Regions from separate parts of the Homo sapiens genome. Here region 2 is linked to region 1. The links are chromatin loops, found by intact Hi-C in ENCODE. Cell type or tissue: chondrocyte. All regions are shown on one strand. Each heading gives the region's core, and the rest is flanking DNA. Links, peaks and the distances in the headings are about the cores only.

Region 1 (9,863 bases), core at 2,795-5,294:
GATCACGAGGTCAGGAGATCAAGACCATCCTGGCTAACATGGTGAAACCCTGTCTCTACATAAAAAACAAAAAACAAAAAACAAAAAATTAGCTGGGCGTGGTGGTTTGCACCTGTAGTCCCAGCTACTCAGGAAGCTGAGGCAGGAGAATGGCATGAACCTGGGAGGTGGAGCTTGCAGTGAGCCGAGATTGCGCCACTGCACTCCAGCCTGGGCGACAGAGCAAGCCTCCATCTCAAAGAAAAAGTAATAATAATAGTGTTACTATATTTTCAGGGATAGAAGTTTCAGATACTTGGTCAGGCGCGGTGGCTCATGCCTGTAATCCCAGCACTTTGGGAGGCCGAGGTGGGCAAATCACCTGAGGTCAGGAATTTGAGACCAGCTTGGCCAATATGGTGAGACCCCATCTCTACTAAAAACAAAAATTAGCCAGGCATGGTGGCAGGTGCCTGTAATCCCAGCTACTTGGGAGGCTGAGGCAGGAGGATCACTTAAACCTGGGAGGCAGAGGTTGCAGTGAGCAGAGATTACGCCATTGCACTCCAGCCTGGACGACAGAGCCACACTACACTCCATCTCACAAAAAAAAAAAAAAAAGAAGTTTCAGGTGCTGCCAGGCACAGTGGCATGCTCCTGTAGTCCCAGCTACTGGGGAAGCCAAGGTGGGAGGATCACTCAAGGCCAGGAGTTCAAGACCAGCCTGGGCAACATAGTGAGACCCTCATCTCTACAACAACAACAATAACAAAAAATTAGCTGGGCGTGGTGGTGTGTGCCTGTAGTCCCAACTACTCGGGAGGTTGAGGTGGGAGGATTACTTGAGCCCAGAAAGTCAAGGCTGCAGTGAGATATGATTGCCTCACTGCACTCTAGCCTGGGCAACAGAGCAAAACCCTGTCTCTTTAAAACAAAAAAAGAAAAAGAAAAGAAAAGAAGTTTTAGGGGCTGAAATTTTAGGAAACATACTGTCTCCAATACTCCAAGCAATCTGGGGGCTTCAATTTACTATCCCAGTTCATTGATGATGAAAACAGGCTTCCAGACCAACGTGATGAAACCCTGTCTCTACTAAAAATACAAAAATTAGCTGGGCGTGGTGGTGAGCACCTGTAATCCCAGCTACTCGAGAGGCTGAGGCAGGAGAATCGCATGAACCCGGAAGGCGGAGGTTGCAGTGAGCCGAGATCACGCCATTGCACTCCAGCCTGGGTGACAAAGTGAGACTGCGTTTAAAAAAAAAAAGAAGAAGAAAGAAAATAGGCTTCAAAGAAGTTAAACAATTTCCCAAGTTTCCTTGGCAAGGAAGTGAGCTAACAGCCAAATTCGGATATGATTCCAAAACTCCACAGTTATTGGCTAAACTGGAATCTACAGATATTAAAAAATTATTGGCAAAGTTTTTGCAGTGTGACAATGGTATTGCGGTGAGGTTTTTGTTTTTATTTTTGTTTTTGTTTTCGAGACAGTTTTGCTCTTGTCATCCAGGCTGGAGTGCAATGGCATGATCTTGGCTTACTGCAACCTCCGCCTCCCACGTTCAAGCAATTCTCCTGTCTCACCCTCCCGAGTAGCTGGGATTAGAGGCACCTGCCACCACACCTGGCTAATATTTTGTATTTTTAGTAGAGACGGGGTTTCACCATGTTGTCCAGGCTGGTCTGGAACTCCTGACCTCAGGTGATGCACCCGCCTCGGCCTCCCAAAGTGCTGGGATTACAGGCATGAGCCACCATGCCCAGACTGGTTAGGCTTTTAAAGAGTCTGGGCCAGGTGCAGTGCCTCATGCCTGTTATCCCAGCAGTTTGGGAGGCCAAGGCAGGAGGATCACTTAAGCTCAGGAGTTCAAGACCAGACTGGCCAACATATTGAGACTCCATTTTTACAAAAAATTAAAAAATTAACTAGACATGGTGCATGTGCCAGTGGTCCCTGCTACTCTGAGGTGGAAGGATCACTTGAACCTGGGAAGTTGAGGCTGCAATGAGTCGTGATCACGCCACTGTGCTCCAGCTTGGGCAACAGAGTGAGACCCTGTCTCAAAAAAAAAAAAAAAAGAGTGTGTATGTTTTAGAGACATATAACAAAATATTTATGGAATGATAAGATAGCTGAGATTTGCTTCAAAATAATACCTGACAGGAAGGCAAATGGGATGGGGGCGGGGTTGGCGAGGTTGAGTAGGGGGTGATGGTGGTTAGGGTGGGCTGCGGTTCATTATACTATTCTGCCTACTTTAGTGAGTGTTTTAAATTCCCTATCAGAATATGCTTCAATTTTGTACTCTTAAAAAATAGTGGCTGGGGCCGGGCACACTCCCAGCACTTTGGGAGGCCCAGGCGGGATGATCACTTGAGGCCCAGAGTTTGAGACCAGCCTGGCCAACATGGTGAAATCCCATCTCTACTAAAAATACAAAAAAAAAAAAAAATTAGCCAGGCGTGGTGGTGCATGCCTGTAATCCCAGCTACTTGGGAGGCAGAAGCAGGAGAATTGCTCGAACCCAGGAGGCGGAAGTTGCAGTGAGCTGAGATCACACCACTGCACTCCAGCCTGGGGGACAGAGCAAGACTGTCTCAAAAAAAAAAAAAAATAGTGGCTGGGAATGTTGGCTGACGCCTGTAATCCCAGCATTTTGGGAGGCTGAGGCAGGTGGATTGCTTGAGCCCAGGAGTTCGAGACCAGCCTGGACAATATAGTGAGATCCCATATCTACAAAAAATAAAAATTCACCAGACTTGGTGGTGCATGCCTGTAGTCCCAGCTACTGGGCAGGCTGAGGTGGGAGGATCACTTGAGCCCAAGAGGTTGAGGCTGCAGTGAGCTATGACTGCACCACTGCACTCCAGCCTGGGTGACAGAGCAAGACCCTGTTTTAAAAAAAAAAAAAAAAATCGTGATTATCCTTATGCATTGAGTAACCACGAGCCCAGGGCTAGGGGATTTCTGTGTAGTCAACCTTAGAACCAACACAGGGGTTAGGAGTGCCAAGCTCACCCCTACAGTCAAAAATCTGCATGTAACTTTTGACTGCATGTAACACCTACTATTGACCAAAAGCCTTATTGATGACATAAATGGTCGATGAACACTGATTTTCTACATTCTATGTATTATATACTGTATTCTTGCAATAAGTAAGCTAGAGAAAAGCAAATGTCACTAAAAAAATTCTGGTGTTTTGTTTTTGTTTTGTTTTTTGTTTGTTTGTTTCATTATTTGAGATGGAGTCTCACTCTGTTGCCCAGGCTGGAGTGCAGTGGCATGACCTCAACTCACTGCAACCTCTGCCTCCTGGGTTCAAGCGATTCTCCTGCCTCAGCCTCTGAGTAGCTGGGATTACAGGCGCCCACCACCACGCCTGGCTAATTTTTGTATTTTTAGTAGAGGCAGGGTTTTGCCATGTTGGCTAGGCTGGTCTTGAACTCCTGGCCTCAGGTGATCCACCCGTCTTGGCCTCTAAAGTGCTGGGATTACAGGAGTGAGCCACTGTGCCCGTCCAAACTTCAAAGGAAGAGAAAACATATTTACTATGGATGAAGTGGAAGTGGATCATCACAAAAGTGTTCATCCTTGTCGTCTTCACCTTGAGCAGGCTAAGGAGAAGGAGAAGGAGGAAGAACAGAAGGAGGGCTTGGTCTTGCTGTCTCAGGGGTGGCAGGGGTGGAAAAAAATCCACGCCTGAGTACATCCGTACAGTTCAAACTCGTGTTGTTCAAGGGTCAACTGCACTTCCTTCGTCATCCCTGCGTGGCTAACATTATAATACCCACTTTGCAGAAGAGGAATCTAAGCTGGAAGATGTTAACAAACCCAATTAAACTGACTAAGGAGTCCTGGCTGAGCATGAGTGGGGAAGCAGCGCCCCCTCGAGGCCATCACGCGAATGACCAGAAGCAGCTTGAACCCAGGGCAGAGTCAGAGGAGAGGCTGCGGAGAGGCGCTGGACAGGGAGCAACATTGGGGGAGAGCGGTAAAAAGAGAAAAAAGCAACAAAGATAAAGAATATTTTTTCCAATTTTTTTATTGTGTCCAAATAATACATAATATTTAAATACTTTTTTTTTTTTTTTTGAGACGGAGTTTGGCTCTTGTTGCCCAGGCTGGAGTGCAATGGCGCAATCTGGGCTCACTGCAAACTCCGCCTCCCGGGTTCAAGCGATGCTCCTGCGTCAGCTTCCCGAGTAGCTGGTATTATGGGCACCCGCCACCACACCTGGCTAATTTTGTTTTTTTTTGTTGTTGTTTGTTTGTTTTTTGTTTTTTTTTATAGTAGAGACGGGGTTTCACCATGTTGCTCAGGCTGGTCTCGAACTCCTGACTTGAAGTGATCCACCCGCCTCAGCCTCCCAAAGTGCTGGGATTACAGGCATGATCCACCACACTCGGCCTTAAATACATTTTTTTAAATTATTACTATTTTTAGAGACAGGGTCTCACTCTGTCACCCAGGCTGGAGTGCAGTAGCATAGCCTTGTTCACTGCAACCTTGAACTCTTGGGCTCAAGCAACCTTCCCACCTCAGCCTCCAGAGTAGTTAGGACTGCAGGTGCACGCCACCTGCCTGGCTAATTTTTTTATTTTTTTTATTTTTATTTTTTTTTTTCGTAGAGATGGGGATCTCGATATGTTGTCCAGGCTGGTCTTGAACTCCTGGCCTTAAGCGATCTTCCTACCCCGGCCTCCCAAAGTGCTGGGACTACAGGCGTGAGCCACTGCACCTAGTGATTATTTTAAAAAATTAAAATTACTGGGCCGGGCACGGTGGCTCACGCCTGTAATCCCAGCACTTTGGGAGGCCAAGGCGGGGAGATCATGAGGCCAGCAGATTGAGACCATCCTGGCTAACAAGGCGAAACCCCATCTGTACTAAAAATACAAAAAAAAAAAAAAATTAGCCAGGTGTGGTGGCAGGCACCTGTAGTTCCAGCTACTCAGGAGGCTGAGGCAGGAGAATGACGTGAACCTGGAAGGCAGAGCTTGCAGTGAGCCAAGATCATGTCACTGGACTCCAGCCTGGGCGACAGAGCGAGACTGCGTCTCAAAGAAAAAAAAATTAAAATTAATGCAGAAACTACACAATGAATAAAATATCAAGATTTATTTATTTATTTTAATTTTTTTGACACAGGCTCTCCTTCTGTCACCCATGCTTGACTGCAGCAGCGTGAACACAGCTCACTGCTTCCTGGGGTCAAGTGATCCTCCTGCCTCAGCCTCCATACTAGCTGGCACTACAGGTGCACACCACCACACCTGACTAATTTTTAAATTTTTTGAGGAGGTGGGATCTCACTATGTTGTCCACGCTGGTCTGGAACTCCTGGCCTGAAGGGATCCTCCCACCTCAGCTTCCCAAAGTTCTGGGATTACGGGCATGAGCCACTCAGTCTGGTCTATTTGTTAATTTACTTATTTAGAGACCAGGTCTCCCTCCATCACCAGGCTGCAGTTTAATGGCACAATTACAGTTCACTGCAGCCTCGAACTTCTTGGCTCAAGTGATCCTCCTACCTCAGCCTCTCAAGTAGCCAGGATAGGCACGAGCCACTACACTCAGCCCTAAGACAGGTATTTTTTTATACTTAATTTATTATTGTGGCTTTTTGCAACATGGCAAAACATTACAGCTTAAAGCAGACATCATCTCCTTATAGAGGAGGAAAAAGTTTTGCAGTCAAATCAAATTGTAATTAAGAGGTCATTGCTATACCATTCTATTCAGTTTAATAAAAATGATATTATAACTTCATGAACTCCAGAGATAATAGGTTACTTAATAACATAGGCAAAAAACCAGAGGATACACTGGTTGAATAATAAAGGACATGGTAAGGAATATAGGTCCATCTATGCCTATGATAATAAACATAAAAGACTGCAGAACAATTTAAGAACTTAGAATAATCACAGATCTATTCATAAAAGTTCAAAATGTGCCTGATTACCGAAAAGGAATTATTAAGGTATGCAGTGAAGGGAATGGAGCAGGGCTGGGCGCGGTGGCTCATGCCTGAAATCCCAGCACTTTGGGAGGCAGAGGTGGGTGGATCACCTGAGGTCAGGAGTTCGAGAACAGCCTGACCAACACGGTGAAACCCTGTCTCTACTAAAACTACAAAAATTAGCCGGGTGTATTGGCATGCACCTGTAATCTCAGCTACTCAGGAGGCTGAGGCACGAGAATCGCTTGAGCCTGGGAGGCAGAGGTTTCAGTGAGTCGAGATCACACCACTGCACTCCAGCCTGGGTGACAGACCGAGACTCCAGCTTAAAAAAAAAAAAAAAAAAAGGAAATGAAAATGAAGCGGAATAAAATATAAAATGTCTTTTTATTTCTCTCTGATTTCAACTTCCTTTTTATCTGTATGTTGTATAGGGAGAAGATGTGCCTCAGTATTGAAGATCCAATGCTCCAGTGGAAGAAGATTGTCATCAGAAAATATCAGGTACAGGCCGGGTGTGGTGGCTCACGCTTGTAATCCCAGCACTTTGGGAGGCTGAGGCGAGTGGATCATGAGGTCAGGAGTTCAAGACCAGCCTGGCCAACATAGTGAAACCCCGTCTCTACTAAAAATACAAAAAATTAGCTGGGCGCAGTGGCGGGCGCCTATAATCCTAGCTACTCAGGAGGCTGAGACAGGAGAATTGCTTGAACCTGGGAGGTGGAGGTTGCAGCGAGCCGAGATCGTGCCACTGCACACCTGCCTGGGCGACAGTGCAAGACTCTGTCTCAAAAAAAAAAAAAAGAAAAGAAAAAAGAAAGAAAGAAAACATTGGGAACAAATACAACAGGAGGTCTCACTTTTGCACAGTGAGCCATATTCTTCTTGGGATCACAGACTACATGAGACCCTCAATAAAAGCTTTGGACCTCCTCCTACCAAATAACACGTGCACACAATTTTGCCTACACTCTTACAGGATGCACGGAACCTCTAATTCCGGTCCTTGGATTTTCTAGCAGCCAATGATGCCCAAGCTAAGAGGCCTCAAGTCAGCCAAATACTCTGAGATTCAACCATGTAAGAAACTAAGTATCAGCTGGGCGCGGTGGCTCACGTCTGTAATCCCAGCACTTTGAGAGGCTGCAGCAGGCAGATCACCTGAGGTCAGGAGTTCGAGACCAGCCTGGCCAACATGATGAAACCCTGTCTCTACTAAAAATACAAAAAACTAGCCGGGTGCAGTGGCTCACGCCTGTAATCCCAGCACTTTGGTAGGCCAAGGTAGGCGGATCACGAGGTCGAGAGATTGAGACCATCCTGGCCAACATGGTGAAACCCTGTCTCTACTAAAAATACAAAACTTAGCTGGGCGTGGTGGTGCACACCTGTAGTCCCAGCTACTCAGGAGGCTGAGACAGGGGAATTGCTTGAATCTGTGAGGCAGAGGTTGCAGTGAGCCAAGATTTGCCTGTAATCACAGATACTTGGGAGGCTGAGGCAGGAGAATCACTTGAAACCTGGAGGCAGAGGTTGCAGTGAGCCAAGATCACGCCACTGCACTCCAGCCTGGGCAACAGAACAAGACTCTGTCTCAAAAAAAGGAAAGGAAGGGAAGAGAAGGGGAGGGGAAGGGAGGGGAGGGGAGGGAAAGGGAGAAAGAGAAGGAAGGAAGGAAAAAGAAAAATAGAGAAAGAAAGAGAGAGAGAAAGAAAGAAAAAGAAAGAAAGAAAGAAGGAAAGAAAGAAAGAAAAAAGAAAGAAAGAAAGAAAAAGAAAGGAAGAAAGAAGGAAAGAAAGAAAAAAGAAAGAAAGAAAGAAAGAAAGAAAAGAGAATAACACCTAATTGGCTTCTCCTTGACTCTGGGCTGGACTTAGTGACTTGAATAAAGCAATGTGATGGTGTTTGACTCAGACCAGATCAGAAATGGTACTAGGTCTTCTTTGCTTTCTTGGATTGCTTGCTCTGGGGAAGTTAGGTGTCATGTCATGATAAAATTCAAGCAGCTTGTGCAAAAGCCCATGTGGTAAGGAACTGAGACCTCCAGCCAAACGCCAGCTAAGGGTGACGTTTTGGAAGTGGATCCTCCAGCCCCAGTCAAGTCTTCAGATAGTTGCAGCCCTGGCTGACATTTTTTTTTTTTTTTTTTTTTTTGAGACAGTTTCTCTGTATCATCCAGGCTGGAGTGCAATGGTGCAATCTCGGCTCACTGCAATCTCCGCCTCCCAGGTTCAAGTGATTCCCCTGCCTTGGCCTCCCAAGTACCTGGGATTACAGATGCACACCACCACACCCGGCTAATTTATATATTTTTAGTAGAGATGAGGTTTCACCATGTTGGCCAGGCTAGTCTTGAACTCCTAACTTCAGGTGACCCGCCTGCCTTAGCCTCCCAAAGTGCTGGGATTACAGGCATGAGCCACTGCGCCTGGCTCTGGCTGACATCTGATGGTAACCTCAGGAGAGATCCCGAGCCTAAACCACCCAGCTAAGCTCCTGAATTTCTCTCACACGAAAACCATGAGATAATAAATATTTGTTAAGTGGCTAAGTTTTGGTGAACACCTGTTACACAGCAATAGATAACTTGTAAATGGCTGAGGTGTGATTTGGACTCAGGTAGTCTGGTTCCAGAACCCAACATCCCAGCATCAATCATAATATCAAAAATTAGAAATTTTGGGGCTTGGCGTGGTGGCTCACGCCTGTGAGCGGGGAAGCAGGCAGGAGGATCATCTAAGGCCAGGAGTTCGAGACCAGCCTGGCCAACATGGTGAAACCCCGTCTCTACTAAAAAAATACAAAAAATTAGCTGGGTGTGGTGGCACGTGCCTGTAATCCCAGCTACTCAGGAGGTTGAGGCAGGAGAATTGCTTGAACCTGGGAGGCAGAGGTTGCAGTGAGCCGAGATCACGCCACTGCACTCCAGCCTGGGCAACAAGAGTGAAACTCCATCTCAAAAAACAAAAGAAAGAAAGAAAGAAAGTTTGTAAATGTTACTGGGCACAGTAGCTCACACCTGTAATCCCAGCACTTTGGGAGGCCAAGGTGGGTGGATCACCTGAGGTCAGGAGTTCCAGACCAGCCTGGCCAACGTGGTGCAACCCCATCGCTACTAAAAATACAAAAAATTTAGCCAGGCGTGGTGGTGGACACCTGTGATCCCAGCTACTTAGAACGCTGAGGCAGGAGAATCCCTTAAGCCTGGGAGGTGGAGGTTGCAGTGAACTGAGATCACACCACTGCACTTCCGCCTGGGTGACAGAGCTAGACTCCATCTAAAAAAGAAAAGAAAAGAAATTTTGTAAATTTCTGAAATGTAAATTTCAGAAATTTAGTAATAATATAAATAAATGACATCAATAGGAGATTGGATAAATAAATTATGCCCCATCAATGGAATTACCTGCAGGCATTGAAATAAATGAATTAGATCTTCAGAGCATTGCCACAAAAAAATGTTTATGTCCCATCAATATAAGAGCAAAGTGCCAAAGGAAGCGTGTTGTCCAAACAAACGAACTCTTTCCCCAACGCCCAGCTAATTGTTGTATTTTCAGTAGAGACAGGGTTTCACCATGTTGGTCAGGTTGGTCTCAAACTCCTGATCTCAAGTGATCCGCCTGCCTCGGCCTCCAAAAGTGCTGGGATTACAGGCATGAGCCACCGAGCCTGGCCTCTGTATATGTGTTTATATGTGCATAACAAAAAGGACTGTTCATAGTTTACTTTTGGAGGGTTGTGGGTGAGAGGAGGGCCCACCCTAAACCAATATAACCTTATCTTAATTACATCTTTGCATCTGCAAAGATCCTATTTCCTTTTTTTTTTTTTTTTTTTGAGACGGAGTTTTGCTCTTGTTGCCCAGGCTGGAGTGCAATGGTGCGATCTTGGCTCACTGCAACCTCCGCCTCCCGG
Region 2 (9,863 bases), core at 2,862-5,361, 180 kb before region 1:
CGCCCCACCATGTTACAGAAGGAGAAACTGAGGCCGGAGCTAGGGGGTTGATTTCCCAGAGTCTCCTGCAGGGTGGCAGTGTTGAAGCACCTGAGCTGTGGCTGCTCTGTGCAACCATGTCCAGAGTGGGGTCGCCAGCTGCTTCCCAGGCTGGGGACACAGAGTGAAGTCCAGGACAGAACACAATGCTTAGTCAAGAGACCTGGTCAGGCCTAGAGCCCTTGGCAAGGCCCTTTCCCTCTGGTCTCAGTGTCCCTGCTGTAAAATAGGTTGACTGAGTTGACCGAGCCAAGGATGTGTGTGCTGTTGGCCTGCCGGCCAGGCCCCAGGGCAGGCTTCCTGGGACATCAGCTGTGTGGGCTCCAGGGGGAGAGGGGACCTTGAATTCCACCTCTGGGCTTGAGCTCTAGGGCCTCTCTCTCTCCCCTGTTGTTGGAAGGTGGCTGCATGCAGGGTCTTCCAATATGGCTGTCCTGGAGGTGCCCCTGCTGTCAGGCTTCCGGGCAGACATCGAGAGCCTGGAGCAGGTGAGGCAGCGCCGGTGAGCAGCGGTGGGCAGGGATCTCTGAACAATAGGTAGGGCTTAGGCACCCAGGGTCAGGCTGGCTGGCAGTCCAGACCTTTGTAAAATGCTATGGGTATTCTTTTCTTCCCTCTCCCTCTCCCCCTCCCCCTTCCCCTCCCCCTCCCCTTTTACCCTGTTTCTCTTTCTTTTTTTTGACATAGTCTTGCTCTGTTGCCCAGGCTACAGTGTAATGATCTGATCTTGGCTCAAATTCCCAGTGGAGCCTTGAACTTCCAGGCTCAAGTAATCCTCCCACCTCAGCCTCCCGAGTAGCTGGGACTACAAGCATGCACTACCATGCCCTGCTAATTTTTGTATTTGTGGCAGAGACAGGGTTTCGCCATGTTGCCCAGGCTGGTCTCAAACTCCTGGGCTCAAGCAATCCTCCCGCCTCAGCCTCACAAAGTGCTGGGGTTACAGACATGAGCCACTATGCCCAGCCCCTTTTTTCCTCCCCTTTCTGGGCAAAAATGGCCCATCTGTCTACTGAGGAGTAGATGGGGTGAGGTGGGGGCTGCTCCAACAGGTGGATCTCCCATGCGGCCACTGTCACTATTATTATTATTATTATTATTTGAGATGGAGTTTTGCTCTTGTTGCCCAGGCTGTGCAATGGCACAATCTCAGCTCACTGCAACCTCCACCTCCCCGGTTCAAGCAATTCTCCTGCCTCAGTCTCCTAAGTAGCTGGGATTACAGGCATGCACCACCACGCCCAGCTAATTTTTTTGTATTGAGTAGAGATGGAGTTTCTCCATGTTGGTCAGGCTGGTCTCAAACTCCTGACCTCGGGTGATCAGCCCACCTCAGCCTTCCAAAGTGCTGGGATTACAGATGTGAGCCACAGCACCGGGCCCACTGTCACACTATTATAAATGCCACCTAGAACTTCAGCAAAGTTCCATGTGCTTTGGCCCTGGGTGGGGAGCCATGGGGTATTCTCAATCCACATTCTGCCGAGACCAGCTGTCACCCTCACAACCCTAAGACAGACCAGTGCCATGTCCCCATTTTGTACAGGAAGGAAGAGGGACATGGGGGTGGGGATTGCTGCCCGGCTCTGGCTGGGGGAGAAAGAGGACCAAGAAGCGAGGGTTTCAGGGACCAAAGGAGGTCTGCAGTGTGGGGAGGGTGGAACAGGAAAGCTGGGCCTATTGTCACCTCCCCTCCAAGGAGGCTGCACGGAGCACCAGGGGATGAGGATGTGGTCAATTCAGAGGCCTTGGAGTGGGTGTGGATTTTTTTAAATCAAAAACTGAAAAAAAAAAAAAAATCCCAGGCTGGGAGGGGAACTTGAACAGTGCAGCTGAGACACCAGCAGGCGGCAGGGCTCAGCCGGGCACCTCTTTGGCCACGGAGAAGCCTGACCTGGGCTTGGGGCTGGGTTGAGGGAGTGTATAGGGAGGCGAGGCAGGTGCTCCCAGCGGGGATAGCCATCCTTGAGCGTCCTCTCCTGGGTGCTGAGAGGCTGGCAGGGCCTGGGGAGCACTGACCAGCACCCAGACCCCAGCCCATGGTAACTTGTGGGCAAGTCCAAGCATCCCACTGACCACTGCCCCCAGGGGATGGGAGAGGAAGCAAGTAGAGAGTCTGAGGACCCTGACTTCTGGCTTCCTCTGCAGCTGCTCCTTGACAAGCACATGGGGATGAAGAGGTATGAAGTGGCTGGACGCCGAGTGCTCTTCTACTTTGATGAGGTACCACCAGCCGGGGTTGGTGGAGGAGGCTTCCCTGGTGTGCATGTTGGTGAGGGTGCACCGGTCACTGCCTGGTGTGGCTCCCTGCAAGTATCTTGTACCATAAAAAAGACACTGGGGCCGGGCATGGTGGCTCATGCCTGTAATCCCAGCACTTTGGGAAGCCGAGGTGGGAGGATCACTTGAGCTCAGGGGTTCGAGACCAGCCTGGGCAACATGGCGAGACCCCATCTTTACAAAAAATATAAAAAAGTGCCCAGGCCCTTTGGCTTACGCCTGCAATCCCATCACTTTGGGAGACTGAGGCAGGTGGATCACCTGAGATCAGGAGTTCAAGACCAGCCTGGCCAACATGACAGAACCCTGTCTCTACAAAAAACACAAAAATTAGCCAGGTGTGATGGCACGCTACTGTAATCCCAGCTATTTGGGAGGCTGAGGCAGGAGAGTCGTTTGAACCTGGGAGGCGGAGGTTGTGGTGACCTGAGATTGTGCCACTGCACTCCAGCTTGGGTGACAGAGCAAGACCTGCAAGACCTTGTCTAAAAAAAAACAAAAAAAAATAAGACACTGGGAGAATAAATTCCAGGCAGAGTTGGCCATGCTGACAGCTCTGTGCCCTCGGCTGATGGCAGTTGGTAGAAAAAGCAGGGAGGGGCCGCAGTGGATATTATCCATCTGTAGGAAGGAGCGAAGCATTGATCCATGCTACAGCATGGATGAACCTCAGAAACATGATGCTGAGTGAAAGAAGCCAGACACAAAAGGCCACAGAGTACATGATTCCATTGACATGAAATGCCCAGAACAGGCAAATCCGTAGAGTTGGAAAGATTTGTGGTTGCCAGGGGCTGGGGGAGTGGGGAGTGAGTGCTGATGGCGATGGGGTTTCTTTGGGGGAGAAAGAAACCGTTCTGTAACTAGACAGAGGTGATGATTGCACAGTATCGTGAATGTGCTGACTCCCACCCACACATGCTCAGCCATGCGTGCACACACACAAAAAGGAGTGGTGTTTCAGAGGCCACCTGAGACGTTTTCCCAGTGGGATGGAAGGACCCAAAGAATAAAAAATGGGACCGAGGCGGATCACTTGAGGGCAGGAGTTGGAGACCAGCCTGGCCAACATGGTGAAACTCCGTCTTGATCAAAAATACAAAAAATTAGCAGGGTGCGGTGGTGGGCGCCTGTTATCCCAGCTACTTGGGAGGCTGAGGCAGGAGAATCATTTGAACCCAGGAGGCCGAGCTTGCAGTGAGCCGAGATCACGCCACTGCACTCCAGCCTGGGCAACAGCGCGAGACTCTGTCTCAGGAAAAAAAAAAAAAAAGAAAAGTAAAAGAAAAAAAGAAAATGGGATCACGTTTCTTCTGTGTTTCACGCGTCCTGGGTATCCCTGAAATCAGCCAGTTCTGGGCCTGAGCTCAGCGCCCCGGGCCTCCTGGCCCGGGTCGAGCCTGCGCCCGCCGCTGCCCCACAGATCCCCAGCCGGTGCCTGACGTGCGTGCGGTTCCGTGCTCTCCGGGAGTGCGTGGTGGGCAGGACGTCGGCGCTGCCAGTCTCCGTGTACGACTACTACGAACCCGGTAGGCCCGCGCGCCCGCACCCCCGGCCCGGCCCGGTCCCTGACCCGTCGCGCCTGCACTTGGTCACCCGCCACCCTCGTCCCGTAGCCTTCGAGGCCACTCGCTTCTACAACGTCAGCACCCACAGCCCACTCGCCCGGGAACTGTGCGCCGGACCCGCGTGCAACGAAGTGGAGCGCGCCCCTGCCCGGGGCCCGGGTGAGTGCGCGGAGCCACTGCCGCCCCCCACCGCGGCCTGCCACACCCCGACTCCCACCCTCGGACGCCAGGGAGGGCTCCCCTGGGGGCTTGGCAGAGGAGGGGCCAACGTAAAGTCAGGAGAACGCAGCATAGAGGTGGGCGGGCGCTCTGCCTGTACGGGGGAGGCGGGGCTGGAGGAGCGGTCAGCGGGGAGGGGCGTGGCTGGGGGAGTGGTAAGTGCGGAAGGGAAGTGGCTGGGGAATGGTCAGTATACTGGGGGCAGGGCCGAGCCAGTGAGGGTGTGGTCACTGTGGTGGGGACTGGGCGCAATGGGTTGAGGGTGGTCAGTGTGGTGAGGGCGGGGTCGAGCGGCGAGGGGGAGGTGAGTGCGGAGGGTGCGGGGTTGAGGGCGGGTGTGTTCAGTGCGGGGGGCGGGGCCGAACGGGGTGGGTGTGGTCAGTGCGAAGGGGACGGGGTTGAGAGTGGATGTGGTTAGTGCTGAGGGGATGAGGTTGCGGTGGGTGTGGTCAGTGCGGGGGGCGGGGTCGAGGGTGGGTGCGGTCAGCGCTGAGGGGCGGGATTTGTGGTGGGTGTGGTCAGTGCGGAGGGGGCGGGGTTAAGAGTGGTCAGGACGGAGGGGGCGGGGTTGAGGGTAGGTGTGGTCACCGCGGAGGGGGCGGGGTTGAGGATAGGAGCGGTCAGTGCGGTGGGGGTGGGGTTGGGGTGGGTGTGGTCAGTGCGGAGGAGGCGCGGCAGGGGACGGGGCTGTTGTTGCAGGGCGGCCCAGACAGGACGCCCTGTCTCCTTTCTCTCCTACAACCGCTTTTTAAAAGTCTGTTTCTGTTTTTGTAAGTATTAGGCAAATACCTGCGTGAAATTCCATAAGGCCAGGGCTCAGGACCTCCCATTAACTGTCGCGCCCCAAGACCCACCGAGGGGGTAGTGGGCCCGGGACCCAGGGACATCTTCCCCACCCCCAGGTTCTGTGGGGGCGCGGGCAAGGTTCAGGGTGGGGGGTCTGTCGAGCCTGCCTCGTCCCCCAGGCTGGTTCCCCGGCGAGTCGGGCCCTGCCGTGGCCCCTGAGGAGGGGGCGGCGATCGCGCGATGCGGCTGCGACCACGACTGCGGCGCCCAGGGGAACCCGGTGTGCGGCTCCGACGGGGTGGTCTACGCCAGCGCCTGCCGCCTGCGGGAGGCCGCCTGCCGCCAGGCCGCGCCCCTGGAGCCCGCGCCTCCCAGCTGCTGCGCCCTCGGTGAGGACCCTACCCCCCGCCTAGCCTCGGGGACACCATCGCTGCTGCTCTGGGCCACGGATCTCCTCCCCTCGGCCCTTGGGTCCCCTCCCCGCCACGCCCTCCCGACCGAGGCCCCCTTCCTTCCAGAGCAGCGGCTGCCGGCCTCGTCGTCCTCCACCTACGGGGATGACCTGGCTTCTGTGGCCCCGGGGCCTTTACAGCAGGACGTGAAGCTGAATGGAGCCGGCCTTGAGGTGGAGGACTCAGACCCTGAGCCTGAAGGGGAGGCGGAGGACAGGTAACAGCTGGGCCCACCCCAGAGATAAGAGACATAGGCTCAATATCTCCCCACCTCCCTCCCCTACCAACCTCCCCCGACGACCTGCCCCGACTCCTCCGCCCCGCCCCGACCCCCCACTGGCAGTGGGAGTGACTCAGGGTCAGAGGCTCAGAGTTCCTGGGGACAAAGTGGGACATTCATCCTCCCTCCACCCTGGCCCACGCAACACCCACCAGCGAACAGCTGTGCGCGGGCGCACGCGCGCGTGTGTGTGTGTGTGTGTGTGTGTGCGTGCGCGCGCGCGCGCGCATACGGGTCAAGGATCCCTTATCCGAAATGCTGGGGGGACCAGCAGTGTTTCGGATTTCAGATTTTTTCACATTTCAGAATGCTTGCATTATATAGTTAGCTAAGGTTCAGCATCCCTAATCTAAAAATCTGAAATGCCCCAATGAGCATTGCCTTTGAGCACGTCAAGTCGCTGCTCAAAAAGACTTGGATTTTGGAACATTTCAGATTTAGGATTTTTGGACTAGGGAAGTTTTGCCTGTAGTTAACAGTGTGCGGTTTCCTCATGGGCAGATTTGTGTAATCTCAACCATAGTCAACAAACAGCCCATCTGCACAGGATCCTTCCAGCTGCTCTTCCATAACTTCATCTCTCCCCTCAACACCTGCAACCACTAAGCCATTTTCCCCCTACCCGTCTGTAATTTTGTTATTTTGAGAATGCCAGGTAAATGGAATCAGAGCGGATAATCTTTGGAGCATGATTCCCTTGCATTCACCTGTGTTGTTTCGTGTATCCATAGTTTATTCTTTTTTTAATCTGGGCTCACTGCAATCTCCGCCTCCTGGGTTCAAGCGATTCTCCTGTCTCAGCCTCCCCAGAAGCTGGGATTACAGGGGCCCGCCACCATGCCCGGCTAATTTTTTTTGTATTTTTAGTAGAGGTGGGGTTTCACCATGTTGGCCAGGCTGGTCTTGAACTCTTGACCTCAGGTGATCCACCCGCGTTGGCCTCCCAAAGCGCTGGTATTGCAGGCATGAGCCACCATGCCAGGCCTATTCTTTTATTTTTCAAACGAGGTCTCACTGTGTTGCCCAGGCTGGAGTGTAGTGGCGTGGTCATGGCTCACTGCAGCCTTGACCTCCTGAGCTCAAGTGATCCTCTTGCCTCAGCCTCCTGAGTAGCTGGGACCACAGGCACACACTACCACCACGCCCAGCTAGTGTGTGTGTGTGTGTGTGTGTGTGTGTGTGTGTGTGTGTTGTAGAGATGGGGTCTCTGTATGTTGCCCAAGCTGGAGTGCCATGGCTGTTCATAGACATGATCATTGTGCACTGCAGCCTCAAATTCCTGGGCTCAAGTGATCCTCCCATCTCAGTCTCCCAAAGCTTTGGGATTACAGGCGTGAGCCACTGTGCCCGGCCTGGAGTTTGTTCTTTTGTATTGCTGGGTAGTGTGCTATGGGTAGCTTTTCGATTTGGTTGGTGGTCTGACACAAGCTACTCCCCTCTTACCGCACATGGACACCCAGAGCCCATCACTGTGGTCCACTGGAAGGGGAAAGGAGGCAGAGTTGTACAGTGCCAGGCCTGGGCCATGTGTCCCCCATCCAGTTGGGGTTCTGCCATCTAAATGAGGAGGTGGCAGCTGGCCTGAGCCCCGTGGAGTTGGGTTCAGGAAAGGGGTGTGGGGTCCCATCCCGAAGTCCTGGCGGCCCCATAGGAATCTTTCTCCTCTCCTGGCCAGTCAGAGCGGCTTCTCTTCCTAACGGCTGCCCTGCTGAGAGCAGGACGACACCATCTGGCTGCATCCTGTCCCTATCAGCCTGTGACTCTGTATGGTGGGTGGGCAGACCTCAGCCCAGGTGACACCTGCCTCTAAATGAACCCAAGGAACAGAATGACAGAGATCTGCCCGTCCCTAGGATGAGACTCTTGGGACCCAGGTGTGGGCTCAGCAGTCACCGGTGTGGTGCAGGGGGGACAGCTGGAGGTCCCTTGGGAGATCCCCCACCTTCCTAGCTACAGCTGGAGCTCCAAGCACCCCAACCCCCCAGCCTTGGAGCTGGGCATCATTTTCCTGGGGCCACGGCAGCTCCCACAGCCTGACATTCTGTTCCCGGGAGAAGAAACATTCCCAGAAAGCACTCGTGTGGCCAAAAGCCTCTTTCTGAGCAAACACGATGTGGACTAAATTAGCAAAACATCCAGCCGGTGGGCAACTTCAAAACGGAACAGGCTGCGTTTCTCTGAAACACAAAGCCCCGGCCTCCCTTTGGGGCACCCAGGACCCCAAATTGCCCTAAGACTGTCCCAGCTCTCGCACCCTCTGCCTTCGCCCCCCGGGGACCTCGGGCTCACATCACAAGGCCCTGCGGGGAAGCAGATGGCTCTCAGCAAATGCACTTTCAGCTTCCGGCTGCCGGGGCTGGGTGACCCCGGTGCTTCCTCACCGTGAGTTCCTGATGTCCTCGTGCCCAGAGGACCAGCCCACTCCCAGGGCCCCCAGGCCCAGAACCTGCCTGCCTTGGGGGGCCCTACCAGCTGCCTGCCACCAGTACCAGCAGACTTTGATTCCCCTTTGTGACCCCTGGCACCTGCTTATGTCTGCATTTGCCCATCTTCTCCGGGGTGGTATTTATTTCAGCCAACACCGCTCAGCCCTGATCTCTGCCAGCACGGAGGCCCCTCGCTGCCTGTGAGATCAAGGTCTGAGGCTGCCCTGGCCGGTGGGTTCCCCACCCCTGGCACCCTACAAGCGACAGGCCCTGTGGCTCCTTCCTCAGCCCGAGGCCCCGTGCCCACTTGCTGTAGAGGATGTTGTAAGATAAAACCTCATCTCCAGGGTCACAGCCGGGCCTCGGCCTCCTGTGAGCAGCGGGAACCTGGAAAGCAGCACCCAGAGCGCCAGCCCGTTCCACAGATGGGGCCAGACTCCGGCCCCTCAGAGACATAGTGGCCGGGTGGTGGGGGCCCACAGGCCAGGGCTTCTGAGCCCTGTCTTCGTCTACAGCCCAGCCTTTCAGAGTGGTGGGGAGGAGGGTTTATGGATGTCAAACACCTGCACCTTGAGATAATCCTACAACCACATGCAGTTGTGGGACCGCAGTTTGGTCCTGGGGACCATTCATACCCACACACCCAGCTTGTGCCTGTGGTTAACATCTCAGAAAACTCTGGTAAATGATCACTCCAGGATATTGACAAGAATACACGTTACTGATCTTACTCACATGTTCTGGGGTGCACATGAACTTTGTGTGTGCATGTGTGTGTGTGTGCATGTGTGTGTCCCGGGCACCTGACACCCCCAGCCCAGGGCTGCCCAAAGTTGGGCTGATCAGAGACATAGACCCAATGAGGAGCCCAACAGTGGCCCTCCAACCCTCTGCCTTGCCCCCATAGTTCATGCCCCAGTGGTCTTTGAAACTGCCCTGTGCCACTCCCTGGAGTGAGCAGCGGTGTCTCTGTGTGTGTGTGTGTCTGTGTCTGTGTGTGTGTTTGTGCACCAGGTGCTGAGGCTTCTCCCCTTCCCCACACACCAGCTGTGTCCTCCACAGCCACTGGCATGGCCCCTTGTGGTCTGTCCCGTGCAAGGCTTACAACCGGCTGCCAACATCCTGGCAGAAGGGAGTTCCAGGTCTGCAGCACCCGAACCCCCCAGCACACACTGTCCACCCCCACCCCCCATTGTCCCACCTTATCCCTGGTGACATTGACAGAAAGTGAAAAGAAGGATCAGCCTGCAGGTGAGAGGAGGGAAGGCGAGGGTCCCCAGCAGTCAGGGGATAGCAGGAGGCTGAGCCGTGCTAGTGATGGGTTTTGGGGAGCAGAGTTGGGGGTGCTATTCTGGTTGCTCAAGAGACATCCCAAAGCCAGAAGCTGGTGGGCATGAGAATGGCCAACCAGGCTCTGGGCCTGGTGGGGCCACAGCATTGGGCACTGAGGATGGGGTGCCCTCAGCCTCCTGGGCAGGAACTTGCAGTGAGTCTCCAGGGAATGCAGCCCCAGCCCCAGCTCCAGCCCCATCTCAGACACCAGTGCGTCGTGGGCTGCATCCAGCCCAGAAAGCCGAGCCAGAGATGCTGGCAGGGCCCAGGAAGCAGAGTTTGATCCTGTTTCAGATTCCTGGGCTGCCCTGACAAAGTGCCACATGCCAGGCAGCTTAAAACAATGAGAGTTTATTGTCTCACAGTTCTGCAGGCCAGAAGTCCAGGGTCAAGGTGGTGGCAGGGCTGGTTCCCTCTGGAGGCTGTGAGGGAGAGCCCGTCCCAGGCCTGTCTCCTGGCTGCTGGTGGCTGTTGGCTGTGC

Evidence for each region. Hi-C counts contacts between places; a loop is a spot of excess contacts. Peaks named below come from ENCODE experiments on the same cell type or tissue, not always from the same donor. Only the 100,000 strongest peaks of a DNase experiment are listed, where the experiment ranks them.
Region 2: it touches region 1 in a loop (5-fold over the local background); 12 of 110 quality-filtered maps call a loop at or near these places.

The regions. Positions count from the first base shown.
Region 1 is chr19:16,708,907-16,718,769 of GRCh38, reverse strand. No RefSeq gene overlaps it. Among named protein-coding and RNA genes, the nearest start is that of NWD1, 6.0 kb to the left of the region's middle. In chondrocyte, for the core only: CTCF peaks have their summits at 3,646 and 3,877 (motif pointing left); no DNase peak of the experiment used is centred there.
Region 2 is chr19:16,891,874-16,901,736 of GRCh38, reverse strand. It overlaps CPAMD8 (C3 and PZP like alpha-2-macroglobulin domain containing 8), which reads left to right. Exons shown (of 42, transcript NM_015692.5): 36 at 440-527; 37 at 2,188-2,262; 38 at 3,743-3,848; 39 at 3,936-4,046; 40 at 5,072-5,281; 41 at 5,411-5,561; 42 at 8,398-8,786. The coding sequence ends at 8,629. F2RL3 (F2R like thrombin or trypsin receptor 3) reads right to left here. Exons shown (of 2, transcript NM_003950.4): 2 at 9,131-9,863. Among named protein-coding and RNA genes, the nearest start is that of F2RL3, 7.8 kb to the right of the region's middle. RefSeq lists silencers at 3,952-4,471, 4,542-4,761, 4,812-4,891 and enhancers at 7,273-7,322, 7,423-7,522, 8,173-8,312. In chondrocyte, for the core only: no CTCF peak of the experiment used is centred there; DNase peaks (open chromatin) are centred at 4,318 and 5,200.